Regions from separate parts of the Homo sapiens genome. Here region 1 is linked to region 2. The links are chromatin loops, found by intact Hi-C in ENCODE. Cell type or tissue: ovary. All regions are shown on one strand. Each heading gives the region's core, and the rest is flanking DNA. Links, peaks and the distances in the headings are about the cores only.

Evidence for each region. Hi-C counts contacts between places; a loop is a spot of excess contacts. Peaks named below come from ENCODE experiments on the same cell type or tissue, not always from the same donor. Only the 100,000 strongest peaks of a DNase experiment are listed, where the experiment ranks them.
Region 1: a loop joins it to region 2, with 2.8 times the contacts of the local background. A loop is called at or near these places in 33 of 110 quality-filtered maps.

The regions. Positions count from the first base shown.
Region 1 is chr2:217,792,678-217,808,642 of GRCh38, reverse strand. TNS1 (tensin 1) reads left to right here. Exons shown (of 33, transcript NM_001387777.1): 31 at 1-40; 32 at 536-568; 33 at 4,040-8,852. The coding sequence ends at 4,184. Among named protein-coding and RNA genes, the nearest start is that of DIRC3, 10 kb to the right of the region's middle. RefSeq lists enhancers at 9,284-9,333, 9,364-9,433, 11,853-12,353. In ovary, for the core only: no CTCF peak of the experiment used is centred there; DNase peaks (open chromatin) are centred at 6,762, 7,252, 9,392, 10,882 and 5 weaker places; H3K27ac peaks cover 5,471 bases.
Region 2 is chr2:217,880,559-217,896,523 of GRCh38, reverse strand. It overlaps TNS1 (tensin 1), which reads left to right. Exons shown (of 33, transcript NM_001387777.1): 9 at 1,468-1,518; 10 at 2,963-3,085; 11 at 3,512-3,576; 12 at 5,479-5,562; 13 at 9,878-9,990; 14 at 10,420-10,480; 15 at 10,705-10,780; 16 at 11,360-11,489; 17 at 14,113-14,178; 18 at 15,510-15,626. Among named protein-coding and RNA genes, the nearest start is that of MIR6809, 12 kb to the left of the region's middle. RefSeq lists an enhancer at 5,764-6,058. In ovary, for the core only: a CTCF peak has its summit at 9,593 (motif pointing right); DNase peaks (open chromatin) are centred at 5,894, 8,331, 9,613 and 11,382.

The DNA of each region.
Region 1 (15,965 bases), core at 2,949-10,948, 86 kb after region 2:
ACACTGTCACCTTCTGTGACCTGGATCCACAGGAAAGAAAGTAAGTCTCTTGTACACAGCTTCTCTCCCACACAGCTTTCTAACACTGACGTCTGTGTGGGTGCATGCATGTGCATGTGTGTGTGTGTGTGTGTGCATGTGCATACATTCTCCATTCAGCTGGAAGGTCTGCCCATGTGTGAGTAATCGTGTTGGGCATCTTTTGAGTCTTTCCCACTATAGATATGGAGACCCTCCCAGGGACTCAGTGCCCACTGCTACCCCCTCTGCCATGCCCTGACCTTGAATCTGCTTCTCCTCTCCATGATGGGGAGAGCCCCTCAGGAGGCAGGCTGCAGTGTTCTCTCGACCTTGAATGCATCTGTGTGATCTTGGGCAGCTCCTGTCCCTGGGGAATGGGGGAATGGGGGAATGAGGGGGGAATGGGGGGCAGCTCCTCTCCCCAGACCTTCCTGCAGAGGGTCTGGGCATGGGTGGGGCTGGGCTCTAGGGAGAAAGTACGATGATTTACCCTGAGCCCACTTTCTCTCCACAGGTGGATGAAAACAGAGGGTGGTGCCCCTGCTAAGTAAGTGTGACTTCTTACCCCTGCCCAGCAGGCTGGCCTTTGTACTTCACAGTGAGGGAAGCACGGGGCACATTTAGAAACCAGGGCTGGGGGTAGGGAAAGAGCAGCAAAAACCTTTGTGCCAAGGTCACTCAGCTTCCGAGTGAAGCTTGACCAGGCTTCCAGGCCTTTTGCCTTGTCCTGCCTCGAGGCCAGAGGCCCAGCGTCTGGTCCAGCTGCCTTCACTCTCCCAGGGTTAGAAGCAGCAGGGATGGCAGGAAGTGGACAGAAAACAGTCTTATTAGAAGCAATGGAAATGGGTCAGAGATTGCTTACATGATCTTTTCTGCCCCAATTCTAGCTGCCTTTATTTCTGCTCTTGCTTTTTTGGTGGGCTTTCCTGTGAGTCTTGTGGCCGAGCAAATCAGCCTTATCAGAATGTGGGAGCCCAGAAAGTCTGAATTCTGGGGATGGCCCTGGGACCTTCGGGTGGATTCCTCCATCCAGCAGACATGTCCTAGGGGCCTCCAAGGGACTCAGATCCTGCCTGGGTCTCTGACCCTGCCCTCAGGAGGCCCATTGGCACAGCAGATAAGACAGATGTCTAAATAGCACTAAGATGCTTCTGTGATTTTCAAACTGTATTCCAAGGATCCTAGCATCCTTGGATTGTACCTGATGTACAGAAGAGAGGGAAAGCTCTGCTGCTCCTTGCAGTTGTCTATCAGCAGTAACTAGGGTTTTTTCACAATCACAAAACCAAACAAAATATAGGCATAACCTGGGGTCTGAAGCTGACATGAGACTATCACCATGATCTGTCATCTACTTTTCACTTTGTCAGGATTATTCCAACAGCCCTATTATCCTCACTGATTGACTTTATAATAGGTAAATGTCGTGCTTTTGGATTGCTGTTTATAGCTGTAAAATACTGCTTTCACCTTTATATATGCAGACTTCATATAAGGTTGCTTTAGAAAAACAAAACGTTCAGTGTTAAAAAAATGACAGTTGCAAGGGAGGGAGAGGCAGCAAGAGAGTTCAGCTTACGTCTGGGGAGCTCATGCAGGAGAACACATCAGCACCTCAGAGAGGTGGAAAGAGCAGATATTTAAGGACGGGTCTTCAAAGACAGGTTCAATTTGGACAGGTCAAAATGAGAATGGGAGTAGGAGGGGCTATTTCAGGGGAGGGGCCTCATGGCCACCAGCCTGCAAGCTCCCCAAGGGAAGGGCCATGTCTGACACATGGGGAGGTGGTATATATTTGTTGAGTGAAGAAATGAGAGAATGGAGGCTGGAAGAGCAGAGGCAGGAGGAGGCTAGTGAGAATGCCTCAGTCCGAATGAATGGACTGACTAGTCTATCACATGGTCAGTGATGGTAGCTTAGGAGAGGCCATGTGGGATGGTGGGGTTCAGCCTTGTCCAGGCTTCATAGGGTCATCAGTGCTTTGAGTTCCTGCATTTCCCGTGTCTCTGCTGGCCAAGGCAGCAGGCTGGAACTTCCTGTTTGAAGGGGCTTGTGCTCACTCACCACAGGGCCCTGCGAGGGAAGAAGGTCAGGGACAGAAGGGAACTGGGCCCCCAAGCCTGGAAATCCCTCTTTTCCTCCTTCAGGAGCTGGTTTTGAGTTGAGCCTCCTGCTGAAGAAGCTTTGATGGGTGGGGCAGAGGCCACAGGGAGAGGCCAAGCAGGGCAGTGGGCTAACAGGGAATCATGACAGGGACGAGGTGAGGCCAGCCAGGGATCTCATGTGCAAAATTCAAGGAGATGTTAGATCTTGGGATCTTGCAAGCGCTTCCTCCTGCCCTTGCGGGCTGAGGCTTCTTGCCTGGATCTATTCCTTGTGGCAGATGACAGGACTGGGCTATTGCGGGAGCCTGGAAGCCACAGCTGAAAGAAATATCAGGGGAGGGCAGGCTCGGTGCTCCAGTCAGGTGCAGTTGCCGGGTCTCCATCCTGGTAGACACCCGCAGCCAGGGCTGGCATGCTTCCTCCCTCTGCCAGGATCACCCCCACCCCTGCTCATGGTCTGAGCCAGCTGGGAAAGGGAGGTGCTGGGGGATGCCCTGTGGACCCCAGCTCCCCCACCACCTGGGCATTACCCCAGGCCTTTGGCCCTGTTGCTCCTGGCCCCTGAAACAAGACTGGAGGAGCAGAGCTGTAGGAAATGCTGGATTATGTGTGTGTGTGTGTGTGTGTGTGTGGTGTGTGTATATGTTGTGTTTGCGTGTTGTGTGTGGTGTGTATATGTTGTGTATGTGTGTGGTCTGTATATGTATGTATGCATGGTTTGTGTGTGTGTGGTGTATGTGTGTGTGGTGGTGTGTGGTGTGTATGTGTGGTGGTATGTGTGGTGTGTGCAGTGGTGTGTGTGTGGTGTATGCATGTGGTGATGTGTGTGATGGTGTGTATGTGTGTGGTGATATGTGTGTTGTGTGTGTGTGATGTGTGTGGGTGTGATGGTGTGTATGTGTGTGGTGTGTGTGGTGTGTGGTGGTGTGTGTTGTGTGTGTGGTGTGTGTGGTGGTGTGTGTGGTGTGTGGTGGTGTGTGTGGTGTGTGTGGTGTGTGTGGTGTGTGTGGTGGTGTGTGTGGTGTGTGTGTGGTGTGTGTGGTGTGTGTGGTGGTGTGTGTGATGGTGTGTATGTGTGTGGTGCATGTGTGTGGTGGTTTGTACACACAGGCACACAGGGACCAGCAGAATCCCCCTTTGCTAACTTCAGCTGCCGTGGTCCTGCGGTAGGGAGAGGGGTTTTCATAGGAATCTCCAGCTGTCCTCATTTCCCCATCTCGCTCTAATTAGCAACATGCTGGCTGGGAGGGGACCTGAGCTCACATTCTGTTCTCTGCCCTCATATTTTTAACTCTGTTTTGCGAAGAGAATGCTGGGTCACTCCAGTCCTGCGGGTGGGGGTGGGGAACGGGTGTGGGGTCCACCTTCCCTTTTATTTTCTGGCTTCCAAGGTTCTTGAGCCCAGGAAGAATAAGTGTGTGTGTGTGGAGGGGTGTGAGCTACTTGACCTTTGTCTCCCTGACCTTGTGGTGTCTGAGGAGGCTGAGCCGTTTGCAGGCAGACAGCACTTTCCTGATTGGCATATGTGTTGTGTGTAAGAACAGTCAGTAGGGGTAGGGCTGGGATGGGCGGGGAGAGGCCTGTCTAGGAATGTTCCCATTTTATTTTGGTCTCCTCCCCACCCCTCACTATCCAGCCTTGTCAATCCTCTGCAGCTCCCCTCGCACCCCTTCAAAGGGGATTTCTGCCCACCCTTAAACAAGGTGGGACACTGTCTCTAGGACTTGGCTTGTGGTCAGGGGAGTGCACAGAGGATTCTCTTCTGCACCTCTCTGAGTCCCTGATGCTGAGGCCTGCTGGAGGGATGGGGAAGAGAGGTTGGCCTGAGACCAGCTTGCTCACCTGGGCTGCTGTCCACCTCCTGGGGTTCCACTTGCCCTTCCCTCATGCCCGTTGCCCTCTCCCGCCTGCAGGCTCTTCGGCTTCGTGGCCCGGAAGCAGGGCAGCACCACGGACAACGCCTGCCACCTCTTTGCTGAGCTTGACCCCAACCAGCCGGCCTCTGCCATCGTCAACTTCGTCTCCAAGGTCATGCTGAATGCCGGCCAAAAGAGATGAACCCTGCCCCTTGCCCAGGGCCAGTGCCATGGGGAAGGGGCTTGTGGGGAGGGGACCCATGAATCCTGACCACTCTTGAACCCAGAAGGAGGACTTTGGGCCAATTTCGGAGGAGAGAAGAAAGTGCAACGTGGGGAGAGGGAAGTGAATTGCAGAGGGGAGGGGGAAAAGAGAGAGAGAGAGAGAGAGAGAGAGAGAGAGAAAGATGGAGGAGAAGAACTTGGATTCCCCTGGGTAGATGGAAACTGCAAAAACCCAAAGCCTCCAAAACTAACCAGGTCCACCTAACACCCCCTCCCTCCCCTAAGAAGATGGATGTCCTCAAAAGAGAAGGAACAAACCTCCTTGGGAATCCACATTTTTTGGGGGAATGGAAAAGCTCTGTCTCCCTAACTCAACTGCTTTGCAAGGGGAAATCAAGCTGGGAGAATCTTTTTCTGGCCACCTGTGGGGTAGGTTGTCAAACCAAACAGAGCCACCGTGGGACATCAAGTGGAAGAACTTGTTTGCTTGAAAGTATCTCAGACCCAAGGCACCTCAGGTCTCTTTGCTGTGCCTCCACTATATTGTCGTGTGGGTGTGTGTCTGCACCCACATCCTCACACATTGATCTAGATCTGCCTTTATCCACTCGAATTATAAACAGCTCGGCTTGTCCTTGTCCCATGTGTTTGTAGACACACATGCATACTGTCCAAAGATTAGGGTTGGTGGTGGCAGTGCAGCAGGGGAGGGACAAACAACCAAGCTATGGGTGACAGAGGCTCTCTCCTGGTGCCTGCACCTGCACTCTAGTGACCCTGGGTGCCGCCAGACCCTTCTCTTCTACAAAGACCCCAGCAGGAGTGGGAGGGTCTGCAATGGCATCGCCCTGTCCTGCCTTGGCCAGAAGCCTGGAGCTTTGGTTTGAGGAGGTAGAGATATGTGTATCCATAGGAAGAGATCTGTCAGAACAGGCAGCTGTTGAGCTCGGGGTGTCTTCCCCAAGGCATGTGGCTCAGCAGCAAGAAAGGCAAGTTGCTCCTGCTGGGGCCCTGGACTCTGCCTTAGCTCCCACCTCTCAGCCTTGTTATTGGGTTTCATGCCCCTGGACCAGCCTTATCTCAGACCTGCTTACCTGCATGATGCCTTTTTGGGGGCTGGGGATTGAGTCTTGCTGCTCTGCCCAGCCCTGTTCTATTCTGCAGGGTCCCTGTGTTGGAATTCTCCCTGGGGAACCTACTTTCTGCTCAGTGAGGCTCCGGCCAGAAACCTGGAGTCCTTATCCTCCCCTCTGTAAGTGTTTTAGGGTCTGGCTTTTGCAGGCACCCTCTGACCTCAGCAGAGCTCCTGGGCCTGCTGCCTGCACACCACATCGCCTACCTACAATGCCAAAGCCTCACTGTCACCCTTTCTGCCTTGGTTTCCCTAGCTGAGCCACGCTGCCCATGCAGCAGAGGGCAGAAGGCTTGCACTTGGGCCAAAGGGCCTAAGGTCCACTGGACAGTTGGGAAAACACCTGACCACCATTTAAGGACTCTAAGCCAGAATGGAAAATTCACCAGGACTCCATTCTTAAGCCTATGCGAGTCCCCTAGAGAGAGGCATTGTACTGATATATAAATATTATATAATATATACATGAGACATACTGACAGAATCTGTAAGCTAATAAAATGTAAGAAAAGGTTAAAAAAAGAATAGGTAAATTGACAAGAAGTATTTATTGTTTTTCCATATTGCTTTATTGCCTTCCTTGGGGATAAACCAATTCCTATCCTTTTTTATATGTGTAAGTAAAGCCTGAAGTGTAGGGGGCCTTTGTTCTTGAAGCAGCCAGGGTCTCCTTGCCCTGGCCTTGGCCTTCCCTAGACTGTGTGGGGCTCAGCATTGGGAGGGGTTGCACATGTCCCAGCCTTTGGCCCCCTTACTTTTCAGCAAGCCAGGGGCCCAGCAGTCAGCTCCCAGGATGTGTGGGGAGCTGTCCCTGACTCTGCAGGCCTGAGCGAGTGTGTGAGCATGCGGGGACATGGGTGTGTATGGCACACATAGGTGCGTGTGTGTCTTTTGTATTTTTTCTCCTCCAAGGAGCTGTGTCAGTGTGGACGTTCTGTTTCAGGGAGTTGGAAAGGAGGGTGTCTGCAGAAGGTGGAGAGCAGGGGCAGAGGCCCCACTGGCCACCCCCTGCTTCCCAGAGTGAAACCTTGTGCCTGGTGACCAAAGTCCCTCCAAAGTGCTCTTCCTTCTGGGTTATTCAAGCCAAATATCTGGGTTTCCCCCTCTCCTCATTCCCTAGCAAACCCCAATTATCTTCCAAGATAGGAGATATTTCCCATCCCCTTCCTTTGTAAATATCTCATCTCCCACTGGAGAGCCCAGGAGCCTATTCCTGGCATGGATGTTCTGTCCACACTTGAGGCTGGGCGGTGTATCAGACCCTTCAAGCAGCCTGGCTGGGGCCCAGGACTGAGTCTGGGGTCAGCTTTCACGGTCGCTTTTCCCTTCCTCACCACCCACCACAGCCCACCTTGCATGCATGGCCAGCCCCTCCACTCCAGCCTGAGCCATGTGTGCCCCTGCGGGAGGACCCATTCATGCCAGAAAGCTGGTAACTCCCTCCCAGCATCCCTGCGGAAGGAGTCAGTTTCTGAGAGTGTGACTTTTCAAGGCGAATGATGGGGAAGGGTTCCCCAGTCCCCACAGTGGCCCCACCTCTGGGCCCTGCACCAGAGCCCTTCTGTGTCACGGCGGGCTGTGCACCCATGCACACACCTACGCACACACAACACTCCGCACTGCAGTATATTCTTGCCAAAGATTTCCTTTAAAAGCAAGCACTTTTACTAATTATTATTTTGTAAATGTTTATCTTCTTCTGTCTTCTCCCTCCCTGAATCTATTTTACTGTTGTTTATTGTTGAATCTGTGTGTCAGCCAGGAGAGCGCTGTCTGGCCTTGAACATGGGCTGGGATGGGAAAGGGTCTGGGAGAAGATGGGCAACAAAGAGCCAGGGAGTCATGGACATCGCAGCGACGCAGACCCCAGCAGGTTCAGTCCCGTGCTGCCACCAGCTGTCCAGCTGGGTGTCTGGAGGGAAGAGGGCAGAGGAGGGTCATGTCCCTTCAGCTGGGGGAGGGGCCCAGTGAGCTCCACGTGGCTTTTTCCCAAAGGGAGCAAGAGGGAAGGATTGGGCGAGAAAACAATGGAGAGGGGACCTGCGAAGGAAAACAGGGAGGAAGTGAGCGGTTTGATCAGCCTGCTATCACGGTGTTCTGGCTCTCTTATTTAGCCAGGCGCTTAAGGGACAGATACATCACATCCTAAGTTTGGGAAAGGCCTTTGACCCATGTCATCTGAGCGTCTCCTCCAGTAGCTCTGAAAGCTGTGGACACCAATGGCCAGGATTCCTTCTCCCCTGGTTTTTGAGGATCCCTGGGTCTTCTGAGACTGGCCAGGAGAGGGATGGTGGGGCCAGTGGTTGTGTGAAAGCAGGAGGGGCAGCCCTCCTGGACAAGTGTGATCCCCCTATAAACGGCTCTCAGGAGGTTAGTGAGTAGGAGATTCTGCCTTGTTCTGATGAGCCTGTGCAGGGGCTCCAGGGGAGCATGCTGTCCAGGGGGCACAGAAGGGTGGTGAGTGTGATCAAATCTAGTCTCACTCCCACTTTTTAGTCTCACTCCTACTTTTGTCCACCACCCCTGCCTCCTGGATCTTCTCCCACTTTTTTTTTCAGCTTTAGGACCTGGGGAGATCCTGTGAGTCAAGGCAGACACCCAATCCTGCCCCCACACTCGGGGTCCTCCAAGAGGTTGGGGGGCAGAGTCCCAGAGCAGCCCTTTACCCCAGGTCCAGGCCCTGGAATCCTGAGACTCGCGTTTCCTTGGCCAGTGGTAACACAGGACGTGTGTGCGCATGTGCAAGTGTGGATGTATGTGTGTGCGTGTGTTTTGCTCATTTCTTTAGGGAACTTGGGAGTCGGGGTTGGAGGTGCTGGGCAATGGAACTTCAAATTCAATGTCGCCCAGCAGTGAGGGGAGTCGGGAGGTGAGGCCTGTAGGCCAACCAATTGGTGGAGTCTCAGCGATAGCCCAGGTGAGAAGTGGTTCACCCAGAGGGGCAGGGTGGGGGCCTCGGGCAGATCTGTCCCTCTTGGCACCTCTGTCCTCAAATGTCCAAAATGTTGGAGGACCTCTGTTCATATCCCACGCCTGGGCTCTTGCCAGCAGTGGAGTTACTGTAGAGGGATGTCCCAAGCTTGTTTTCCAATCAGTGTTAAGCTGTTTGAAACTCTCCTGTGTCTGTGTTTTGTTTGTGCGTGTGTGTGAGAGCACATCAGTGTGTGCAGGCTGTGTTTCCCCATTTCTCTCCTCCCTTCAGACCCATCATTGAGAACAAATGTAAGAAATCCCTTCCCACCACCCTCCCTGCCTCCCAGGCCCTCTGCGGGGGAAACAAGATCACCCAGCATCCTTCCCCACCCCAGCTGTGTATTTATATAGATGGAAATATACTTTATATTTTGTATCATCGTGCCTATAGCCGCTGCCACCGTGTATAAATCCTGGTGTATGCTCCTTATCCTGGACATGAATGTATTGTACACTGACGCGTCCCCACTCCTGTACAGCTGCTTTGTTTCTTTGCAATGCATTGTATGGCTTTATAAATGATAAAGTTAAAGAAAACTCTGTGCCGTTATCTATCTGTGTTGTTCGGACAGGGGTCTGCCATGTCTCTGGTGGGCAAAAAGGGGCCTCTCCAGAGATCCAGGTGGGCTTCAGCGATGCCTCTAGTGGACAGCTCAAATCCTCCCAGCGGCCTCCCCACCATCTGCGTGGTGGTTCTGGTTCCCTGTGTTTATTCATTTGGACTCTTTCAGCTGCAAGAGAAACTCAACTCAAACTTGTTTAAGAAAAAGATAAGTTTCTTGGCCCGAGTGACTGAGAAGGCCAGGCCTAGCTGCATTTAAGGGCTCAAATGGTAGAATCTGGAATTCATCCCCATCACTTGGTTCTGAGTTGGCTTAACTTTCAGGTAAGCTGTATCTGAGTGGCGGTGCCCCCAGATGCTCTGGGCTTCCATCCCACCAGCTCGGTAGCTCTAGGAGAAAGGGGGGCTCTTTTCTCCCAATGTTCTCAGCAAGAAACTGGGACATGCGATCATTGGCTGTGATCTGGATCCTGCCTGGCTCATATGATTAACTCGAAACCAATCATTCTATCCGGATCTGGGTCACGCAACTGCCTCTGGAGCCTTCTGAAACTACGGGGACTGAGAATGGGGAAGTGGTTGATCCCGGAAGGAGTGAGGTCTGTCAGAGACAGGGGGAACACGGGTTGTCAGGCAACATCTATTGGGGCCTGTGCCCATCAAGTGGCAAATGTGTGGTTCACTCGTGCACTAGGCCCAGGGCTCCTGGGCAAATTCTTTGGAATTCAGAAAGTTTGGGGGTGGGACCTATTGAGACATGCCTAGCACAGCACAGGGGTCTCTGGGAGATCCAAAATACTCAGTGACGTGGTGCTAGCTCTCCACTGAGCTCACCATGTGGCTGGAGGAGGCTCAGATCAGCTTATTTGAGCAGGTTTGTGCTGAGCCCCCTCAGTGACCCTCACGGTCCTCGTGTGGGCAGCCTTCTCAAGCTTTTGGGTCTTGGGATTCCTTTACATTCTTAAAATTATTCAGGACCCCAAAGGGCTTTTGTTTAGAAGGATTATATCTTTTGATCTTTTACCATAGTATAAATTAAAACTGAGAACATTAAAAATACTTAATTCACTTCCATAGTGATAAATTCATCACATGTTAATATAGAGAGCATTTTTGTGAGAAATAATATTTTCTAAAACAAAAAGCACTGGGTGAGAAGGTGACTTTGCTTTGCATTATTATTATTATTATTTTTGAGACGGGGTCTTGCTCTGTCGCCCAGGCTGGAGTGTAGTGGCACAATCATAGCTCGCTATGACTAGCCTCCACCTCCTGGGTTCAAGTGATCCTCCCACCTCAGCCCCCAAGGAGCTGGGACCACAGGTGTGCGCCACCACACCTGGCTAATTTTTTAATTTTTTTTTTTGTACAAAAGAGGTTTCACTATGCTGCTCAGGCTGGTCTCGAACTCCCGGGCTCAAGCAATCCTCTCTCCTTGGCCTCCCAAAGTGCTGGGATAACAGGCGTGAGCCACCATGTGCTTTGCAGTTTTTAAAGGCCTAATCATGTCTGGCTTAGCAGGAGATAGCTGGATTCTTATATAAGCTTCTGCATACAATCTGTTGCAATATCACCCATCATGGGCCTCTGGAAAACACTGTATACTTGTGGGAAAATGAGCAAAAAAAAGTCAAATAATGGCTTAATAGCATTATGAAAATGGTTTTGACCTCAACACTCCTGAAAGGGTCTCAGGGACCCCTGGGGTCCCCGGATCATACTTTGAAATCTGTTGCTATGAGGGATACAAGACACAGGAAACTCAGACCCTGTCCAAGGTGGAGACTGAACATGTCTTGCACCCTGCTCTCTGTTAGGTATCGTCATGCTGAGTCATCCCAACAAACCCATGAGGTAGGCGCTGTTATACACAGGGACAAGTAAGGAAACCGAGGCTCTGAGAGGTCACACAGTTTCTAGCTGGCAGAACTTGTACTCAGCATCACCACCACCGGTGAAGGCTGGCACTCAGCCAACACCTGCTACGTGCCAGAGAGCCTGTGCTAAGCACTTGGGTATCATTTCTCACGCACGTGCACCTGAGAGGTAAGGGCTATCCTTGTCCTCATTTCACAGTTGAAGAAACTGGAGTTCAAAGAGGTGAAGACACTTACTCAAAATCACAGAGTTGGGGTAAGTGGCCCAGCCAGGCTACGAACCCAGGTGAGCTGACTTCTCAGCCAGGCTCTTCCTAGCTCTTGCCTCTTTCTCTGCTCTCAGGGCTGGCTTCTGAGGGGAGAGACAGACTCTGATGAGCCATGGGCAAGTGGGAAGCCAAACTGATGTCACTGGTCAGATAGGGGGTCACGGGCTAGACTGTAGGCTGGCTTCCCAGGGTGTGGACCAGGGCTCCTGGGTGTGTGATGGGGGAGGTCAGGAGGTCATCCCCTGACACTGGCCAGCTGCAGAGGGATGTAGGTACCTCAGGGGTGGGCCTGGTACAGGGGAGGAGTGTCTGATGAGAGAGACAAGCTACGGCCTGTGAGCCGAGCTGATGCAGCTGGCCTTTCAGGGGACTCAGCAGTGAGGTGGCTGTGCTCTTGGTGCCTCAAGGAGGAGGAAGTGGATGGGGCAGCAGTGGAGGGCTCTGGTTGAGGAAGGGCAGCTCTTCTGACACACATTATCACACAGAATACCCAAAGGACCTTTGCATTTTCTTTCTTTCTTTTTTTCTTTTCTTTTCTTTCTTTCTTTTCTTTTTTTCTTTCGAGACAGAATCTCACTCCGTCACCCAGGAGGCTGGAGTGCAGTGGTGCGATCTCGGTTCACTGCAACCTCCGCCTCCCGGGTTCAAGTGATTCTTTTGCCTCAGCCTTCTGAGTAGCTGGTATTACAGGCACACGCCACCACTCCCGGCTAATTTTTGTATTTTTAGTAGAGATGGGGTTTCACCACGTTGGCCAGGCTGGTCTCGAACTCCAGACCTCAGGTGATCCACCCGTCTCAGTCTCCTAAAGTCCTGGGGTTACAGGCGTGAGCCACCGCTCCCAGTCGCCTTTGCATTTTCTATGCAGAGTGTGGCCCCTGTACCATCGGCATCGACATCACTTGGTGCTTACAGGAAAGACAGGACCTTTGGCCTCACCCTAGGCCTGCAGATCAGAATCTTCATGTTAGCCACATCCCCAGGAAATCTGCGTAAGTGCTGAAGTTTGAGCTGCTTGTGTGTGTATCTCATGCTGGGACTAGGCCAGGCTGACATGCTCAGCCCCGGGCTCTGCCTCAACACCACCTGAAACGTGAGGACCCAGTTTGGGTCTCCATGGGAGAGAAGCAGTCCTAGACCTCACCTTGGGGGCCTGCCTTATTGATGAGATTCTGGAATCTCTGCTGCCTGGGGCTGGCCGAGGCCAGGTAGGGACCAGTGCTGGTCCTGATGAGCAGGATAACTCTGGTTGCACCAGGCGTGCAGGGTGTGAAGAGAGTCCAGCCTTGGAAGAGGCAGGAACATCAACGGGGGCACAGGAGGGGCAGAGGGATGGCGGCTATCAGGCTCTCTCTTGTCCTCAAGCTCTGCTGGAAAGTGCTGAAGCCTGGGCCCCACCCCAGAGATTCGGAGTGGGTCAGTCTGAGGTCCAGCCTAGGCAGTGGGAATTTTAATCACTCCTGGGCAACTCTATGTGCAGCCCAGGCTGAAAGCCACTAGGAGCCCTCTCCTCAGATTGGCTTCTTCTAGATCAGGGGTGTGTGTGTAGGCCCATGGGCACCTGTGCTTGGACTGGTGGGGAGCTGAGGAGCGGAGGAAGTCACAGTGGGAAGAAGTCCCCTCTGGACTGGCTTAGATCCCGCCTCGCTTTTTTGGGGTGGGAGGATGCCATCCCCTCCCATCTGGAGTGGAGGCCACTGGTATTTTAAAAATTCCAGGCCTCAAATGTCCCTCCTCCTGCATCCTGTGGGCTAAGAGGGGAGGAGCCGTGGCCATATCTTCATGGGACTCACCTCCAGGGCCTGCGGAGCTGGGTGGGAGGGGACGCCTGGAAGAGGCTTTGCAGGCTGCTTCATTTCAGCTCCACAGGCTTCACAATACCTCCTGGGTGGTGGGGGTGGTGAAATGAAAGTCTGCCGTCCTCTTTTAAGAAACTGGTTTTACTGGGATTTTCCCTGTTAGTTGGTGAAAATGCCTATTTATTAGTGCTTAGTAATTTACAAGCAGTCAGAACATGGGAAGGATATGGCCCATTCTAAAAACACTGACAGTAGGTATAGGACTAAAGACACATCCCCTCACACACACAGAAGCACACGCAAGACATGCAGACACACATACGTGCACAGAGACACACAGACACACGTGCATACACATGCCCACACAGATGCACACAGACACACAGATGCACACACACAAGACATGCAGACACACATATGTACACACAGAGACACAGACACACATGCGCACACAGAGACACAAAGACACACGTGCAAACGCATGCCCACAGACACAGATGCACACACATAGACACACAGATGCACACACACAAGCACACATGCAGACACACAGATGCACACACATACAACATGCAGACTCACACATGGACACACAGAGACACGCAGACACACATATACCCAGGCACACACATAGACACATGTACACACACATGAACACATGCACACAGACACACAGATGCACACACATACAAGACATGCAGACACACACGGACACACAGAGACACCAGACACACATATACACATGCACACACAGATGCACACACATGAACACACATGCACAGAGACACACAGATGCACACACACACGATATGCAGACATACAGGCCCATACATACACACACAGACACACGTACACAAGAGACCTAGTCCCTCGGAATATGCTGCGTCTCCATGCAGGCATCTGCTTTCCTACCTCCTTCTCTCCAAGCATTCTGGTGTTCAGCTAACTGATGAGTCAGTCCCAGGGGTCATGGGGTCATCAGTGGGGCAGGGAGCTTCTCCCACAGTGAGCTGACCCCTGCCACACTAGTTAGCAGAAGGGCGTGATCAAAGGAGGGGAATGTCTCCATGAACTCTGCAGATCAGATCAGCTGCGGGGCCTGGTGCACACTGGATGTGGATGTGGGCAAGCTGGGGTGTGGTAGAAAAGGGTCAGGGCCTCAAGGAGCACCTGAAGGAGCTGAGACCTCGGCCTGGAGAAGAAGAGCTTCAGGGAGGTTGAGATGGGATGCTGGCCTCCGATGTTTGATGGCCTCCTCTCTGGAACAGTCAGCATTCTCTGGGCTCCCCATGTAATAGACGAGGGCCACAGGGAGGCCAGAGCGGGGAGGAGATGCTTGAAATGGAAAGGGGTGCTTTGGGAGGGGTGAGCTCCTGTACCTGGAAATGTTGGGCCCAGAGACTGCAAAAGGCCCTTTCGAGGCTCTGTCCTGGGTATGGCTGCTGGCACATGCCAGGAGACCACCTCATCCAGGTCAAGCCAAGAGGATAGGCATGGCTGGGCCCAAGTTTCCTTATCCGTCAAATGGGGTCACACCTATCCTGGAGGGCTGCATGACCACACAGCACCTAGCATGGTGCTCAGCTTACTGCTGGCCCTGCAGGGCATCGAGAAACATGAGCTTCCTTTCCTTTTCTGGTGGCTCTTGCCTTCTCCGCCATTTCCTTAGGCCTCTGGGGACACTTGGCAGCAGAAAAGGCTGGAGCAGAAAGCCTCTCACATGATATTGATCTGGCCGGCTCTGGACTCCAGACCACAGCGTGTGGGATGGTGGTACAACCGCCTCCATGGCTCCAGCTTTTATGGGGTTTGAAAGATCATTTCTGGCCATCGAGACAGGATGTCCATCTTCTGGGCCCCTCCTCTTAACCTCTGCTCCATTTCCTGACTCCCAGATCGGTTCTGGGAAACCCCCTTCCCAGGTCTGGCCCTGGGAAACCAAGGGGTGCCTGTAAGGTTGTCATTTCCCCACCCCGGCCCTCCCTCAGCCCCTCTTGCATTTGCAGAATCTGACCTGGCTGAACCATCACCCCTCCCTCCCTCAGGGGATTCTGGCTGGTTTAGGGTATCAGGAGCCAAGGCCACTGGGGCATGGGTAGGAGTCCTTGAGGAGAGCAAGAGACCACCAGGAGAAACGGAGCTTTAGCGCTCTGGAGACAGCAGGCCCAGCTTGGGGTAAGTCAATCAACCAATTAATTAACTGATTTGAAAGACACATACTGAGCACCTACTATGTACAGGCACTGTACTTGGCCCTGAGCACCAACAATGTGTTTGTTTGTCTCATGGCACTCCGGGTCTCGTGGGATCAGGAAAAACATATAAAGAATCAGCAAATATATAATCACAGTGTGATCGTGCACTGGAGCAAGGGTGCTTTATAGAGCAAGAGTTTCTAAATGGATCTGGATGCTCTGGGGAGAGCAGAGAAGGTGTCCCTTAGGAAGTGACATGTGCTGAATGTCAGAATCCAAAGGGTGAACAGGAGTTGGTCAGGCAAAGAGGGAAGAAAGGGTGTTTCAGGCAGAGGGAACAGCACATGCCGAGGCCCAGGGGCAGGAGAGTCTTCATGCCTCTGAACCCCACGTACACTCCCTTGATAGCACATTTCACAGTTGTAATTTGACATGAATTTGAAGGCAGGACAGACTCGTGGTTGAATGCACAGGCTATGATGTCAGACTACATGAGTTCAAATTCTGGCTCCATGCCTACTAGCTGTGTGACCTTGGGCAAGTTGCTTGACCCTGCTGTGCTTGTTTCCACATCTGTAAAATGTGGGGTGATAACAGTAACACCTAACTCAGAGGGTTGTAGGAGTTGATAATTTATGTAGGCAAAAACAGCTCAGACAGCACCTGGCAGGTAGTAAGTGCTCAGTAAATGTTAGCTATGCTTATTTATTTATGTGAACTTCTTTTTTTCTTTCTCCCTCACTAGACTGTAAAGTCTGCAAGAGCAAGGCTCCAGGTCTGTATGTGTGAAGTCCCAGCACAGTGTCTGGCCTGTGGAAGACCCTTGATCAATGTTTGTAGAGGGAGTGAGGGGACTGCAAGGTCAGTGTGGGCAAAGGGAGCCAGGGGGAGGTGGGGAGGGTTTGGGGAGGTGGGAGGGTTGGGGGAGGTGGGGAGGGTTGGGCTAGAGAG
Region 2 (15,965 bases), core at 4,939-12,938:
CGGTGGGATTCCTTGGTTTGTAGCGCATCACTCCAATCTCTACCTCCATCTCCACGTGGCCTTCTTCAGTGTCTCTCTGTGTGTCTTCTCTTCCTACAAGGACATCAATTATTGGACTTAGGGTCCACCCTAGATCCAGGTTGATGTCATATTGAGATCCTTAACTACTTACACTGGCAAAGGCACTATTTCCAAATAAGGTTGTATTCTGAAGTTCTGGGTGGACATGACGTTTTGAGGATACTATTCAACCACTATAGAGACCCACCTGTTAGCTGCATTGGGGCATTGTTAAGAGCTTGGCTTTAAACCTCAGAAAGTCCTGGGTTCAAATTCTGGCTCTGCCTTTACTAACTACATGATCTTAGCTGTTTAGCCTCACTAAGCCCTAGCTTCTGTGTCCGTAAAGTGGGTCTGAGGTCTACCTCTTATTGTTGTTGAGAGAATTAAGCCAGCTGTTAGATGTAAAGTCCTTAAGACAGGCTGACAGGTGGCAGACATTCATTGAGTGATGGCTATTGTACCATAATAAAGTGTATTCCTTTACAGAGTGCAAGAGTGGATGCAAATCCACCTATTTCTGATTTTAGGAGTCCAGGGTTCTATGGGACTTGGTGCCCTGCCACCCCTCTCTCTATCCTGCCTATTCCAGACTGGGCTGTCCCCTTTTCTCCCCAGGAGATGACACAGTGCCTTTGAGTTTCCTAGGCAGTGGGGTGGAGGTGGGAAGTTCTGCATGCCCCCCTCGGAGGTAGAGGCAGGAATTCCAGAGACTGGAGAATTCCTTAGGATTCCAGTGGTCAGGAATGGGACCCCAGTGGTCAGGCGTTGAAAGGCATGTGCTGGGAGAGGTATGTCAAGGGTCTGATTGGGCCCACCCAGGATGGTTTGCCCCTCTGATGGAGGAAGTCTGGTGACAGAGAGGTTGCAACCTCATGGGATGAGGTTCTAGGGTCAAGGTATGAAGTGGAAACCAGAGATTGCCAACTACTTATCATCTCACACAGCTGGATTCCCGTTCGGTGTGGTGAGAGGCAAGCGGAACTGGAGACAAGTTCCATCCCCTTCTCGTCTTCCATTCGGGACATCCGCTCACGGAACAGGGTGGCTGAGTGTCTACATCTCTCTCTCTCTCCCTTTTCATCCTGAGGACCTACAGTTGAGTTCCTCTTCGTGACGGTGTGTCTGCTGGGACTCACCTGCATGTTCACGTATGGATAGAATTCCTATCGGGGAGAGAGAGCGAGAGCAGGCACAGGAGGTCCAGGGAGCTCATGGCTGTTCCGTGGCCAGGCCCCTGGCCGTGAGAGGACATTGACGCTCTGCTGGATGCTGTCGTGGGCTCTTCAGAGGAAGTTGGCAATGATGCCACGGTCCTTTCTGGGACCAGCAGGCCATGGTTCTCTCTCTCCTCGCCGCCCTCCTCACCCTCACCTCCTCATGCTCTCTTCCTTTTGCTCCTTCTAGCTGTTCAACCTCTCTGAGCGGAGACCTGACATCACGAAGCTCCATGCCAAGGTGAGCCAGGGGCTGTTTTGGGGTAGGGGAGGAGAAGGAGAACAGATGGACTCCCTCTCTGGAGTTCCCACATAATAATCTTGGGGAAAATGCTGTGACAGTTTGTCAGAGTGCCGACTTATATCTGGAAAATGGAAAATGATCTACTTATCATTTCCACAATGCCAATTACAGAAAGCAAAGCTTGGGGCAGTGACTTTCCACCCAGGTCTGCCTGCTGGGGAGTACACAGAATCACTTGGGTGAGGCTGGAGTTGTGAGATGTTTAGTTTTTGGATTTAAAGCAGTTGGGAGCCGCTGCTTTCGACCTTCCAGCTGCCGGTTTTTTTGTTTGTTTGTTTGTTTTTTTGAGATGCAGTCCCCCTCTGTCGCCCAGGCTGGAGTGCAGTGGCGTGATCTCAGCTCACTACAACCTCCACTTCCTGGGTTCAAGTGATTCTCCTGCCTCAGCCTTCCGAGTAGCTGGGACTACAGGCACGTGCTACCATGCCTGGCTAATTTTTGTATTTTTAGTAGAGATGGGGTTTCGCCGTGTTGGCCAGCCTGGTTTCAAACTCCTGGCCTCAAGTGATCTGCCCACCTTGGCCTCCCAAAGTGCTGGGATTACAGGCATGGGCCAGCGCGTCTGGACCTGTTGCTGCTTTTTATTCTGTTTGCTCGGGGGCTGTGTGTGGGCTTTGCCATGGGCATCTGCTCCTAGCTCTGAGAGTTTGGTACATGCTGTTGTGTGATCCTGGGTGGGTGATGGACTTCTCTGGGCCTCAGTGTGCCCCTCTGAAAGTGGCCTGGCTGGATTAGGTGTGCTCTATGGGTCCTTGCAGAGTTCTCTTTTACTTTAAAGTTGGTGAGTCTAGAAAGATTTTGAGAGGCCCGAAGCCTGCTGTTCAGGTCTGCCCTTTGTGTCCTTAAGGCTGCTCTTGGCTGGCCTGGAAAGTGGATGGTTTGTGTGACCAGGGCCTAGAAAAGAGTCATGAACATCAGGCAGCCTTTTGCTTTTTCCTCTCGCAGCCTGAGCCAGGCCTCAGGGCTGTCCGTAGGAGAAGAGCTTGAGGACAGTGCTTGGGGCCCCTCAGCATGTTGGAGGTCAGTCCTATGGTAGGGACCTTGGGGTCATCAGCTCCAAGCCTTTCTTTTTGTTTGTTTTTTTAACACACATATGGGGAAATTGAGGCTGGAAGAGGACCTGAGGCCTAAGGCCCCACAGTGAGTCAGTGCCAGGGCCAAGACCCGGGACCAGGGTCCCCAGTACTGGGTCATGCATGGCCTTTGCCCTTCACTCCCCTGCCTCCTCGCTGGCCAGTGGGCAGGGAGGAACCAAGTCCTGGCAGGAACCAGCAGCTGCGGGCCACTGCCCAGGTACTGGCACGTGGCGTAGGTGGCTCCCGCTGGCTTGTTTGGCTCTGCAGGGCTTCTGCCCTCTTCTCACTCATGGCTTGGGCCACAGGTACTGGAATTTGGCTGGCCCGACCTCCACACCCCAGCCCTGGAGAAGATCTGCAGCATCTGTAAGGCCATGGACACATGGCTCAATGCAGACCCTCACAATGTCGTTGTTCTACACAACAAGGTCAGAGCTGTGTGTGTGTGTGTGTGTGTGTGTGTGTGCGCGCGCGCACATGCGCACATGTGTGTGTGCCTGAATGTGTCCTTGGATGATTGTGTGTACCTGCCTATATCTTTGGATTTTGCGAGCATATAAGTCTGTGTGTATTTTTCTTTCTAGGGGATAATAGGTTCTGTCTTGGGCGGCACTTCTAAGAAGTGTAGGGGACATCAGCTTATGTCCACGGCAGTGGATGATCAGCTGTGTTTTTTCTGAGACTTAGTCCCCACCTGCCTCCCTCCCCTGAGGCCCCCTTCCTCCTTATGTTCTCCCTTAAATCCACACCCCTCTCTCCAGCCCTGACTCTTTTCCACCAAGGCTTCTAGATAAGCTCTGGGGCAGCAAGGCTGGCCTTAGAAATAAATGATTTTGTGTTTGGGGCTCTTTCAGGGAAACCGAGGCAGGATAGGAGTTGTCATCGCGGCTTACATGCACTACAGCAACATTTCTGCCAGGTAAGAGGGGCCTGGAGCCTCCCATCCTCTGAACATCGACAGTGTGACCCCCCTCCTCTCATCCACCCACAGCCTCTCTGCTCCCTGGAGTGAGGGGATACGCACAGAGGGAATGAGAAGCGATGAGGACGGGGGAAGGGGCCCCTGGCTCTGAGGCAGGAGCCTGTGGACAGAGGGCGGGAGGGAGGAGAGTCCACTTCTCTATCAGGGGTTCTGGTGGGGCAGCCTTGGGAGGCAGGCCCTGTCCTGAGCAACCCATGCGGCCAGCTCCTCGGAGCCACTTTTCCTTGCCAAACTGCCTTCTTTTTCCCTGGGCCAGCAGGAAGGGAGTCAGAAAGAAATGTCGGATCAGATCTGGGTCTGGCAAAACAGTCTAGAAGTTGTCTCATCTATTCCTCTGCCTCTGGACAACAGGGCCCTCTTCCTACCTAGGTGTTTGGAACAAGAATAAAGAACATCCAGTCACTGACTCCCTTTCCAATCCCACTCTGCAGAGAGGCAGAGGGATTCACCCATTCGTTTTGTTATTCACTCAACAAGGAATATGGCTGGGCGCAGTGGCTCACGCCTGTAATCCCAGCACTTTGGGAGGTCAAGGCAGGTGGATCACTTGAGGTCAGAAGTTCGAGACCAGCCTGGCCAACATGGTGAAACTCCGTCTCTACTAAAAATACAAAAATTAGCCAGGCATGGTGGGGCAGGTGCCTGTAATCCCAGCTACTCAGGAGGCTGAGGCAGGAGAATCCCTTGAATCTGGGAGGCAGGGAGGTTGCAGTAAGCCAAGATGGTGCCACTGCACTCCAGCCTGGGAGACAGGGAGACTCTGTCTCAAAAAGAAAAAAACAATAAATATTGAACAGACAATGTGCCAGGCTCTGTTCTAGGTCCTGGGAATGCAGCAGAGGGCAAAGCCAGGCCACTGCCCTCATGGGCATTAAACACATAAACAAATACATTAGTAATAGCAGGTGATAATTATCGTGAAAGAGTAAAGGGACTCAAGAAGGGCAGTGGCGAGGCAGGTCCATGGTTGGAGAAGGCCTCTTGATGAGGTGACACTGGAACAGAGACCTGAGTGACCAGGATGGAAAGGGCTGAGCCTTATCAAGCCTGTGGGATGTGCCCTGCACACTGAGAGAAGAGGAAGGATGGGAATGCGAGGGGCTGAGGTGTTTGAAGCTGAGCAAGTGAGGGAAGAGGAAGAGGAGGGGAAGCTGGGAGGTGGCAGAGCCATGGGGCCTCGCGGCCTCACTGAGGACTTTGGGGTTTGCTCTAAGAGTGATGGGAAGTCACTGGAGCTTCGTGATCTTTTCATTTCAAAGTGACTTCTCTGAGTGCTCTGTGAGGATGGTAGAATCTTCTGTGGAGGGCCTGCCAGGAGGCTGTAGTTTTAGGACTTCGAGCAACCCAAGTCAGTCTCACCTTTGCTTAATGATAAGCAAAGATGAGGCTGCACCTTTACTGCACTCCTGTACCCCTACTGTGTGCCATGAGTGCCAAGCTCTTTATGGATATTCCCTCACTTCATCTCCATAGTCACCTTTGAGGAAGGGGCAATTATCACCCTCATTTGATGGGTGAGGAGAATGAAGTTCAGAGAGATTCAGGAACTTGTACCAGGACACGGGGCTCATAAGTGGTAGACCTGAGCTGGGCTCCCAGGCTGCTGAACTTTAAAGCCTGGGCTGAGTGCGGCCCTGCACAGTTGGAGAGATGCTGAAACACTCTTTTCCTGAAAGCTTCTCGGCACAGGATGGCAGGGGGAAGAGGCTTGTCTTCCCTCCAGGACAAAGGTGCTCTTTGGCCAGAGTGCTCTGCAGGTCTGAGGGAGCAGGGGTGGGGAAAACAAGCGGCTCTTGGATGCAGGAGTTGCCTCTTTTGACCACCTGTCTCTCCCTGCAGTGCGGACCAGGCTCTGGACCGGTTTGCAATGAAGCGGTTCTATGAGGATAAGATTGTGCCCATTGGCCAGCCATCCCAAAGAAGGTGGGTCTCTGGGGCTCACAGCCCCTTGCATGTATGTGTGCACTCACTCTATGTGGGGACTAGACTTGTGTACTCACAGGGATGGGATAGCTGTGCCTAGGTGGGGGTGTACCAGGCGCAAGTTTTCAGATGCCAGCCTGCAGTGGTGTGAGCTCAGGCACACAGGAGAGCCCGGGAGCCAGCCTGTGGTGTGTGCCCGCAGATTGGCACAGCACTTGACTCTGAGGCCTGTGCTAGAGAGCAGTGCAACCTTCATGGGGAAGCATGAGTCTGGGGATAAGAAGGCGCTGGTCTAGGAAGGCATGTGCTGTTCTTGGCCCTGGAAGCAGGATTGCTTCAGTGCTTGGATGAGTCTACGGGAGACTGCATCACTGCCCCCTGCTGTGGGAGGTCAGACACTCATGATAAGGGTCACCTTCTGTTGGGAGAGTTTAGACAGTTTTACTGAGAGCTTTCAACCACATGGTCTCATTGGAGTCTCACAATAGCCCAGGCAGGAAACAGGGCAGGGATGGATTTATTCATTCAGCAAAATTTAAATCATCTACTATGGCTCCAAGCACTGAGATATCTGGGTGAACAGGAAAAAGTCCTTTCCCTTGGTGAGCTGATACCTAATGAGAGAGATGGACATGAAACAAATAACCATACAAACAAGACAGTGTCAGACAGCAATGAGGCTAGGAAGGAAAGAGGGCACTGCAGACACGAGAACTGATAGGGGAACGGGGCTCTTTTAATAGGGATGGTCAGGGAATACCTCTTAGAGGGGGTGAATTTGAGCCTAAACTGGAATCACGGTGAGCTATCGTGTGATGATCTAGGCATCCCATTTTGCAGATTAGAAGCTGAGCCGAGGGAGGGGGCGTGGCCATGGTCTATAGTGAGTAGTGGCAGAACTGGAAAGTACGTGAAGGCCTAGTAATGCCTGGGCTAGGGCAGTGCCTCCTGGTTGTGTGACCCACTGTCCTGAGGGATCCTGCTCCGTGGGTGACATGTTGCTCAAAGACATCTCATGCACAGGAAGGCACAGGCAGCATCAGGGGCAGGAGGTCTTTGGGGGAGGCTGCAGCCAGGATGGTGGGAAACCCAAGCCCAAACTGGAGACCTGGATGGTGGGACGCAGGCCCAGCTCTGTTTGCTGCTGGGAGTTGTGGGCCTGCCACCTGCCGTGATGTCAGCACCATTCTGCACACTGGTGACATGGTGCTGAATCCGCCAGGCAAGGGCTTATGGAGCTCAGCTTCTAGTGGATGTTACACATATAAGGAAACAATTCAGATAGTCATGAGAGCTGCAAAGAAAAGGCAAACTATGATGGCTAGAGAGTGATGGGGCTGGAAAGAGGGCTGATTCAAATGGAAGGGCCTTCTGAGAAGGTGACGTGTAACATGAGATCTGGGTGGGGAGAAGGAAGCCTCCAAGTGAACGCACGGGATAAAGGATCCAGAATGAGGGAATAGCACTGACTACAAGGGCCTGGAGGCCAAAGCATCCTATTTGCCTTTTTAGCCCCTGAGCACACTGACTGGGCCAACAAGGGCCTGGAGCTGTGAGTCCTGGAGCTCTCCAGCCTCATCATGCTGAGGGTCCCAACACGTGCCCCATCATCCCACCTTGCTTGGCTGGCTAGAACTGTGCTGTCCCAGCTGGGGGCTATTCCCGCCATTGTAATTGGAAGCCCAAGAAGTGAGTGAGTCCTCAGGTAACCCAGCACCTTATAGTTGCACAAAACAGTTGATAGCCAGCCTCAGAGTCAGCAACCAGAAATGGGATGTCTTTATGTGCAGAAAATTCTGGTTAGGGCCCTGGAGACAGCAGCTGTGGATCAACGAGAGTCTTCTCAGGGAAGAAAGAATGATTGGTCAAGCACTGCCTTGTCAGCCTCTGGCTTGCCATGTGTGTCTGCTGACTGTAATCACGGTGTGGCCTTTGACCTTGAAGGATAAGGATACTAAGAGAGAAGCATGCTGTTCCAATGGCACAGTGTGGCTTGGAGAGAATGGGTAGAGAGTAACATCTCTGAGTCTGAGTAGTGAAGGCCTGAAGACCAGGGATCAGTGTCACCTCTCAGGAATAGGATTATTTAGGGATTCCCTGGTGTATTAGTCCATTTTCATGCTGCTGATAAAGACATACCCAAGACTGGGCAATTTACAAAAGAAAGAGGTTTAATGGACTCACAGTTCCACGTGGCTGGGGAGGTCTCACAATCATGGCGGAAGGTGAAAGGCAAATCTCACATGGTGACAGACAAGAGAAGAGAGAGGGTCAAGGGAAAGGGGTTTCCCCTTACAAAACCATCGGATCTTGTGAGAATTATTCACTACCACGAGAATAGAATGGGGGAAACCACTCCCATGATTCAATTATCTCTCACTGGGTCCCTCCCACAACACGAGGGAATTATGGGAGCTACAACTCAAGATGAGATTTGGGTGAGGATGCAGCCAAACCATATCATCTCGTGTTCAACATATGCTTGCATAGCAGGCAGTTGGGGCGTGTCTGCCTGGCTCCTGTCTGACACTGCCTCTGCTTGTGGATGGGTCACCTCTCTGAGCCCAGATGTGGAAGTGCAACTGTGGGTTTACTATGCATTTATTGCCACCCTCCTGCCTTCTTGTCAGTGTCACTTGCAGGGAATGGAGCAGATGGAGGAGAGGAGGGCAGGGAAAGAGAGAGGGAGGGGCTTTGCCTGTAGCTCTCTCATTCATTGTCACCCGCCTCCGGACTCATTGTCCCTCGAACACAGACACATCCTGTTGGCACGATCCAGAGATCTGATAGGAACCGCTATTCCAGGTTTCCGGCTTGAGTAATGGGGCAGGGGCCTGAATAGGATCGGGTGCTGCCCATCAGATTATCTTACTTGAGTAGTCCGAGGAGGCCCCACCCAAACCCAGGGACAGAGGCCCACAGGCTTGGAGGTGGGCCAAGGAGCCAAGAGACAGGAGGGGATCTTATCATGGTCATGTGGGCTCTAGTTCCACCCTCTTCAGAGAGCTACTATTGGCTCCTGCAGAGCCTCAGAATACATTCTGATTGGTCTAGCTGACTCAGCTTGTCATTCCATGGCCAATCAGAAAAGGGAAAATGCCGACCAATCGACGCAGAAGGACTGATCTCTATTGGGCAGATGACCGATCTCTAGTTTATTGGGCAGATGCGTTGGAGCCCAGACTTCTTTCCTGCTCTCCCCATCCACTTCCAGCTTTGTGTGTTCTTGCTGTGTGTCTCTGGAGTCCAGTGACCCCTCCTGGACCTTATTTATCCTCTCTGTCTAGAAGGAGAGGGTGTGGGTTAGTTCTTCCATTCTTCCAACAGATCTTTGTTAAAGAACTAGGGGATGTTGGCTGGGTGCGGTGGCTCACACCTGTAATCCCAGCACTTTGGGAGGCCGAGGCGGGCTGATCACCTGAGGTTGGGAGTTTGAGACCAGCCTGACCAACATGGAGAAACCCTGTCTCTACTAAAAATACAAAATTAGCCGGGCATGGTGGCGCATGCCTGTAATCCCAGCTACTCAGGAGGCTGAGGCAGGAGAATCACTTGAACCCGGGAGGCAGAGGTTGCGGTGAGCCGAGATTGCGCCATTGCACTCCAGCCTGGGCAACAAGAGTGAAACTCCATCTCAAAAACAAAAACAAAACAAAAAAATTGGGGGAAGTTGACCCTAGAGATAGATACTTATTAGAAGCTAGTTACCTCGAATACCAAGTAAACTCAAGGATACAGAGAGAGGGACTTAATGCACTTTGGTATGATGTAGAGAAAGTGAAGAACTACATTCATTAAAGTCTTGCTCACTATTTGCTAGACTATCACTTGTGGCTACTGGATCTGTGGGCAGAACTGGGGCTGTGAGTATGAGCGCAAGCTTGATTTGAGCTTTGTGTGGGGGTGTGAGGGCGTCAGAGCTGTTTGGTGGTTGGGCCTGCCTTGTGCAGCTAAATGATGCCTGTCAGGGATGTGGGGTGGAAATTTTGGTCCAGCAGGAGATTCTCGGGCTGGGAGTGAAGCAGGAAAGAGATATTCATGTTGACCACCAGAGGGCGGTGGCGAACTCCAAGTGGGATGCTTGACTTGACCCAGCTCTAGGTCTGGTATACCTGCTCACTCTTCCTACCTAGGGCTCCCAGCAGCAGGCAAGCATGTCTGGGAGGGAGGCCTGGTTGGGGAGGGGGACCATGTTGGTTGGGGAGAGGGTAGAGTAGGTGAGTGGTCTAGGGCAATGTTCTTGGAAAAGAGAGAACAGGGATTACTGCACCAGTACCCACCTCACTCCCTGAAGCTGCTTCTCCCACCACTACAGGTACGTGCATTACTTCAGTGGCCTGCTCTCCGGCTCCATCAAAATGAACAACAAGCCCTTGTTTCTGCACCACGTGATCATGCACGGCATCCCCAACTTTGAGTCTAAAGGAGGTACCTGCCTTGAGCCCTCTGACCTCCACCCTTGCCAACTCCTCCCTTTCATCTTCCATCTTCTCTAAGAGGCAACCTTGGGTAGTAACAGACAGCCCGAGAGCTGCAGAGTCATAAGGCCTCCATTGGACTCTCAAGTGTATTGCTTCCTAAACTTTTCTAAGCACCAATCTATTTGCAGTGCCTGCTGGCCAATGATGTTGGATGGGCAATGTTTTTATTAATTTAATTTGCCTTACAAGTGAAAAGTTGGTATTTCTTCCCCTTTCTGCTTCCTCTTTTACTCTTTCCTCTTTTCCTCCTTCCCCTTCCTACCCCGTCTTCCCCCATTTCTTCCTTCCTTTCTCTCTTTCTCCCTTCACTGTCTCCTCTGCCCCTCCTGCCTGCCAGTTTCTGCTGTCTTAGCTAACACCCACCCCACTTTTACAGGATGTCGGCCATTTCTCCGCATCTACCAGGCCATGCAACCTGTGTACACATCTGGCATCTAGTAAGTATTACATGGGCGTGAGAGGCCAGAGAAGCCCAAGGCCCAGGGCTAAGGACCAGGTCAGAAGGTTGGGGAGAGGAGAGAATATTCTCAAGAGGGCTGAAAGGACAGAGTCAGAGAGGTTTCCCACTAACCCTGTGGCGTAGGGGCAGCAGGGAGAAAATGCCCCTCCCTCATCTCCCCTCCAGCAGCCCACTCTTTTTCTGCCCACCTCTCTCCCTTAGCAACATCCCAGGAGACAGCCAGACTAGCGTCTGCATCACCATCGAGCCAGGACTGCTCTTGAAGGGAGACATCTTGGTGAGTGCTGTCCTCTGTGTCAAGCCCCATCCTTGTTTATTTTCTCTCCCTTCTTTTCTTACTCCTTTCCTGCCTCTTGGGACAAGACAGGTACTCCTCCTGGGCTGCCAGGCTTGGAACCATAGGCTCTCAGGGCTCTTGGAAGACCTTCCAGTCTCACACAGTCTGTGTCTCTCACCCTGGGCTTAGCTGTTGTTCTGGAGCATCTCCAGGGAAATATCACTCAGCGTGAGCTGTTACCTCCTGGCTTCTTATTGGTGACAAGGACTCTCTGAATTCTAGCTTCAGTTCTTCCTGCTGCCATTTAAATCCATCTTACTTTTTGCACTCTGACTTGTATGTAGAAACTTCTTGGGAGGACATTTTTGTCCCCAGAGGCCAAGACTGGCCTCCAATTCTCTGCTGTTCTAGAAGTTTCCCCACAGAACTCTGAGATCCTGTTTGGTGTTGATGAGCTCTCCCTCACCGGGTTTGGGGTGAGCCTTGGGGGCTCAGTCAGCGGAGCTGATAAGGAGGCTCCCTGGGACCTGACCTCCCAGCCTCAGGCCCCTGACTGGTTCTGCCCGTCTTCCCACCCAGCTGAAGTGCTACCACAAGAAGTTCCGAAGCCCAGCCCGAGACGTCATCTTCCGTGTGCAGTTCCACACCTGTGCCATCCATGACCTGGGGGTTGTCTTTGGGAAGGAGGACCTTGATGATGCTTTCAAAGGTGCGCTCCTTGAGTGGAGCTGGGGGTGGGCACCCCTGTGGCAGGGAGAGGAGCTCAGTTTGAGACGATATGGTGGGTATGGGGACCATCTTTTCTGGACCATGTGGTCTGTCTAGTCTCAGGGTGATGGTAGGAGAGAGTTGAGAGAGACTTGGGAGAGAGTTGAGATTGGATGGTCTGGGAATTCCAGTTGTTAGTAGAAGTGGAGATAAACTCCTCCCAGTCCTTGGGCTGTTTTATATCTTGCAGCCTTCTATGACTTTCCCTGTCTCTCCTTCATCTTGTCCTCCCAGTTTGTCACATGTGTCCTACTGACAATCATTTTTTTTTTCAACATTCACTGGGCATCTGCTTTGGGCTAGGATCTGTACCAAGTGCCGGGGATACAAAGTAAAACATGGCATGGTCTCTGCCTTGGTGGAGCTCAAAAATCTTGTTGAGTTGGGAGGCAGACTAGCAGGGGATAATTACCCTGCAGGGCAGAAGAGCAGTAGTGGAGGGGTGTGGCAGCAGCAAGGGGGAACCATTTTCTGAGAGGAGAAGAGGTGGTTGGGAAAGGTTTGGTGTTTGCTTTTGCTTCTTTCTTTTATCCATTGGAAGTTTTATCTATATCACATTAATGCCTGGGACATATAAATACACATTTATTTACCCATCTCTCTCTCCATCCACCAATCCATCCTTACACACATCCATCCATCCATCCATCCATTCATCCATCCGTCTGTCCATCCATCTGTCCATCCATCCACCCACCCATCCATCTATGCACCCACCCATTCATCCATCCATTAATCCATCCCTTCATTAATCTGTCCATCCATCCACATATTCATTCATCTGCCCACCCATCCATCTATCCATCCATCCATCCATCCATCCATCCACCCACCCACCCACCCACCCACCAAGCATCACTTGTGTGTCTGTATGTGTCGGGCATGTGCTAGACCCTATAGATATGAACAGAAAGAAGTCAGGCCCTACCCTCAGGGAGTTCACAGTTTCCTCAGTGAGAGACACACAAACATGATACTATGAAGTGTTGCCTGAAGTGATGGAGACACGCACAAGCATGATAGGTGTCCCATGGAGCAGATGCCATCCTTGCTGTAACTTCTTTTCCTACATGCAGTGGGCAGTGATCTGTGTCCAGAGTGGGCTCAGGCGGAGAAAGACTGGACCTGGGGCTTGGAGGAGGGTCCAGATCTCCTTAGTGTGGTCTGGCTCATGTAGAAGGGTGTTTCTTTAATGAGCTCTCCTTGCACTGGAGCCAGAAGATGCCATCATAATTACAGTACAGAATGTAAATGATAACAGTCTTAACAAGGAAAAATAAAGGCATAGCTGATCAAATAAATAAGGGATTGGGCAGAAGTTGAGAGAAGGAAGGGTCACAGATTTCCTCCTCTTACGTAGTGGGAGTCAGGAGATACCATCGAAAATTGACATATCAATAAATAGAGGCATGGCCAGGCACGGTGGCTCATGCCTGTAATCCCAGCACTTTGGGAGGCCAAGGCGGGAGGATTGCTTGAGGCCAGGAGTTTAAGACTAGCCTGGTAAATATAGTGAGACCCCATCTCTACAAAAAATAAAAAAATTAGCCGGGCATGGTGGCATGTGCCTGTTAGCACAGCTATTCCAGGGGCTGAGGCAGGAGGATCACTTGAGCCCAGGAGTTCAAGGCTGCAGTGAGCTATGATTGCACCGCTGCACTTTGGCCTGGGCAACAGAGTGAGACCTGGTCTCTAAAAAGAGAAAAAGAAATAGAGGCTTAACTATCTTATTTAAAGTTTCAAAGATAATCAATAGCATAAATAAAAACAATAATCTAATCAGATTTAAGAAGACAGGAAGTAGGGGTAGTAGTATAAGTGAACCAAATTATTCATATTAATAGTGGTCAATCCATAGAGGTTATTTAAAATTCATGTCTGGCTGGGTATGGTGGCTCACGCCTGTAGACCCAGCACTTTGGGATGCTGAGGCCGGTGGATTGCTTGAGCCCAGGAGTTTGAGACCAGCCTCAGCAACACAGCAAAACTCCGTCGCTATAAAAAATACAAAAATGAGCCGGGCGTGGTGGCTTGCACCTGTAGTCCCAGTTACTCTGGAGGCAGAGGTAGGAGGACCACTTTGGCTTGGGAGATTGAGGTTGCAGTGAGCTGTGATCGCACCACTGTACTCCATCTAGGGTGACAGAGCAAGATTCTGTCTCAAAAATATAAATATGCACTCCAGGCTGGGCGACAGAGCGAGACTCCATCTCAAAATAAATAAAATAAAATAAAATAAAATTGGGATCTAGAAATAGTGGCATAAAAATAGTGGCTATTATTTAGAGTCTTAGAGGTAAATTGCTAGTAGAAAAGCAATAGAAATAGTTAGAATCAGTGACCTCATTACCTCAGGCAAGTAGGACAGGGGCTAGAGTGGGCAGGAAATTTAATTTCATTGTATAGATATAATTTCATGTATATATGTATAAATATACATTGATTATTATTATATTATTAACCATGTACATATATGGTATTTTAATTTTTTCTAGAAGAAAACTTTTTATGGAATCCTTTTTGGGACTTTTTGCCTATTTTTATTTTTCCTTCTCTTTTTCCAGATGATCGATTTCCAGAGTATGGCAAAGTGGAGTTTGTATTTTCTTATGGGCCAGAGAAAATTCAAGGTATAAGCCGAGTTAGAATTCATTCTCTCACTCCTTCCTTTTATCCTGACCCTATCCCCAGCACCCTTCCACCCCTGGTCTGTTCCACAGTGATCAAGTTATTTTTGAGAGGCAGGCCATCAGTAAAGGATCTGGGTTTCAGAGTGGACCCCTAGCTAAACATGAACCAGTGACTTAATCTCTGGATAATAAAAATAAAAAAGCAGACAGAGAGGCACTGGGTTGGATAAACTGTTCTGGTCCCATTAGGTCATCAGCCTGTTATATTCAGAGACTGAGGTCCTTGGTAGATGGAGGGAGTGGCTGGCGGGCAGGGGGCACACAAAGGTGCTGGATAGAAGATGTGTATTTATGAGAACTGAGGTGATTCAACCTGAAGGCTGGTTTAATAATAACCTTGAAGCCTCTATACTGGTTATAAGTGGAGACCAGTTGTTCACCATCTTATTCGAGAATGGAATGAAAGGAGATGAAGTTAGGTTATGGGCAGAGGGACTCTGGATAGACTAAAGAAAGGACTGCCAAGCCAGGAAGGTAACTCACCCTGACAGACTTGACTAGGAGCTATGCTGTCTTTGAGCCAGGTTTTTAAAAATTTACTTATTTATTTTTATTTTACCTTAAGTTCTGGGATACACGTGCTGAATGTGCAGATTTGTTACATAGGCATATATGTGCCATGGTGGTTTGCTGCACCTGTCAACCCATCGTCTACTTTTAAGCTCTGCATGCATTAGGTATTTGTCCCAATGCTGAGCTGGGTTTTCTGTGGATGGCTGGGAGATTCTGCCGTGCCCCCTAGGTTTCTGTCTGGAGCGGAGAGCGTTTTAAGAGGGGGCAGGGCCATGCCTGGGATGACCCTTTGGAGGCTTTATGTCCTTTCAATGTCGGGGCTGTGATTTCCCTGCTGTCCCTGATCCCACGTAGCTCATAAGCAGCCTGCCCCCCACCCCCAGGGTCTGACCCCAGGGGCAGACTTTCTAGTCTCTTGGCACTGCCTCAGGAGCCCCAGGGACACAGAAGAAAAAGAGGCAGGTACCCAGCCAGGGGTCCTCCCCGCTTTCTTCCAGGGGGTCTTCATTCTTCAGTGCCTGTCCTGATTTACCCCTATGACCCGGCATGAGCCTTTTCAAGAATGTGAGAAACTAGACTCCCAGTTCTCAGTCCAGCTTAAGCCACTGGTCCCGCCCACCACGCTCAAGAAAATGAGAAGTCCCTCAGGGAGCCTCTTTTGGGGAGCTTGTGGGCTTTCTCTGTTTTTCCAGCTGCTGATCTCTTTTCCCTCTCTGCACTGTCTCCCCGACTGCCGCTGCCTTTCCCATCCCACTTAGGCATGGAGCACCTGGAGAACGGGCCGAGCGTGTCTGTGGACTATAACACCTCCGACCCCCTCATCCGCTGGGACTCCTACGACAACTTCAGTGGGCATCGAGATGACGGCATGGAGGGTAGGTGGGACCTAGTGGCTCCCAGCCCCTATCCAAACTGCACAGCCTCTGCTCACATGACCTTGCTTCTCTTGGCCTGCTTTCAAGAGATCTGGGTTCGAGAGGAGGCAGAGGGGAAGTGTGAGGTACCTCCGAGAGCTCACCGTTAACTGGGGGAAGATAAGGCACATATATGAATGTATTAAATAAAAGTGAGGACAGAGCCAAAGAAGGCAGCAAAATGGCCACAAGGGGGTTATCGTGGAAGTGTGTTGCTACAGCCAAGTAAGTTCCGTGGACAGTGAGTTCTCTGGGATTGGCAGGGAGGGATTTTGAGAGCTGGAGTGATCTGGGAAGGCT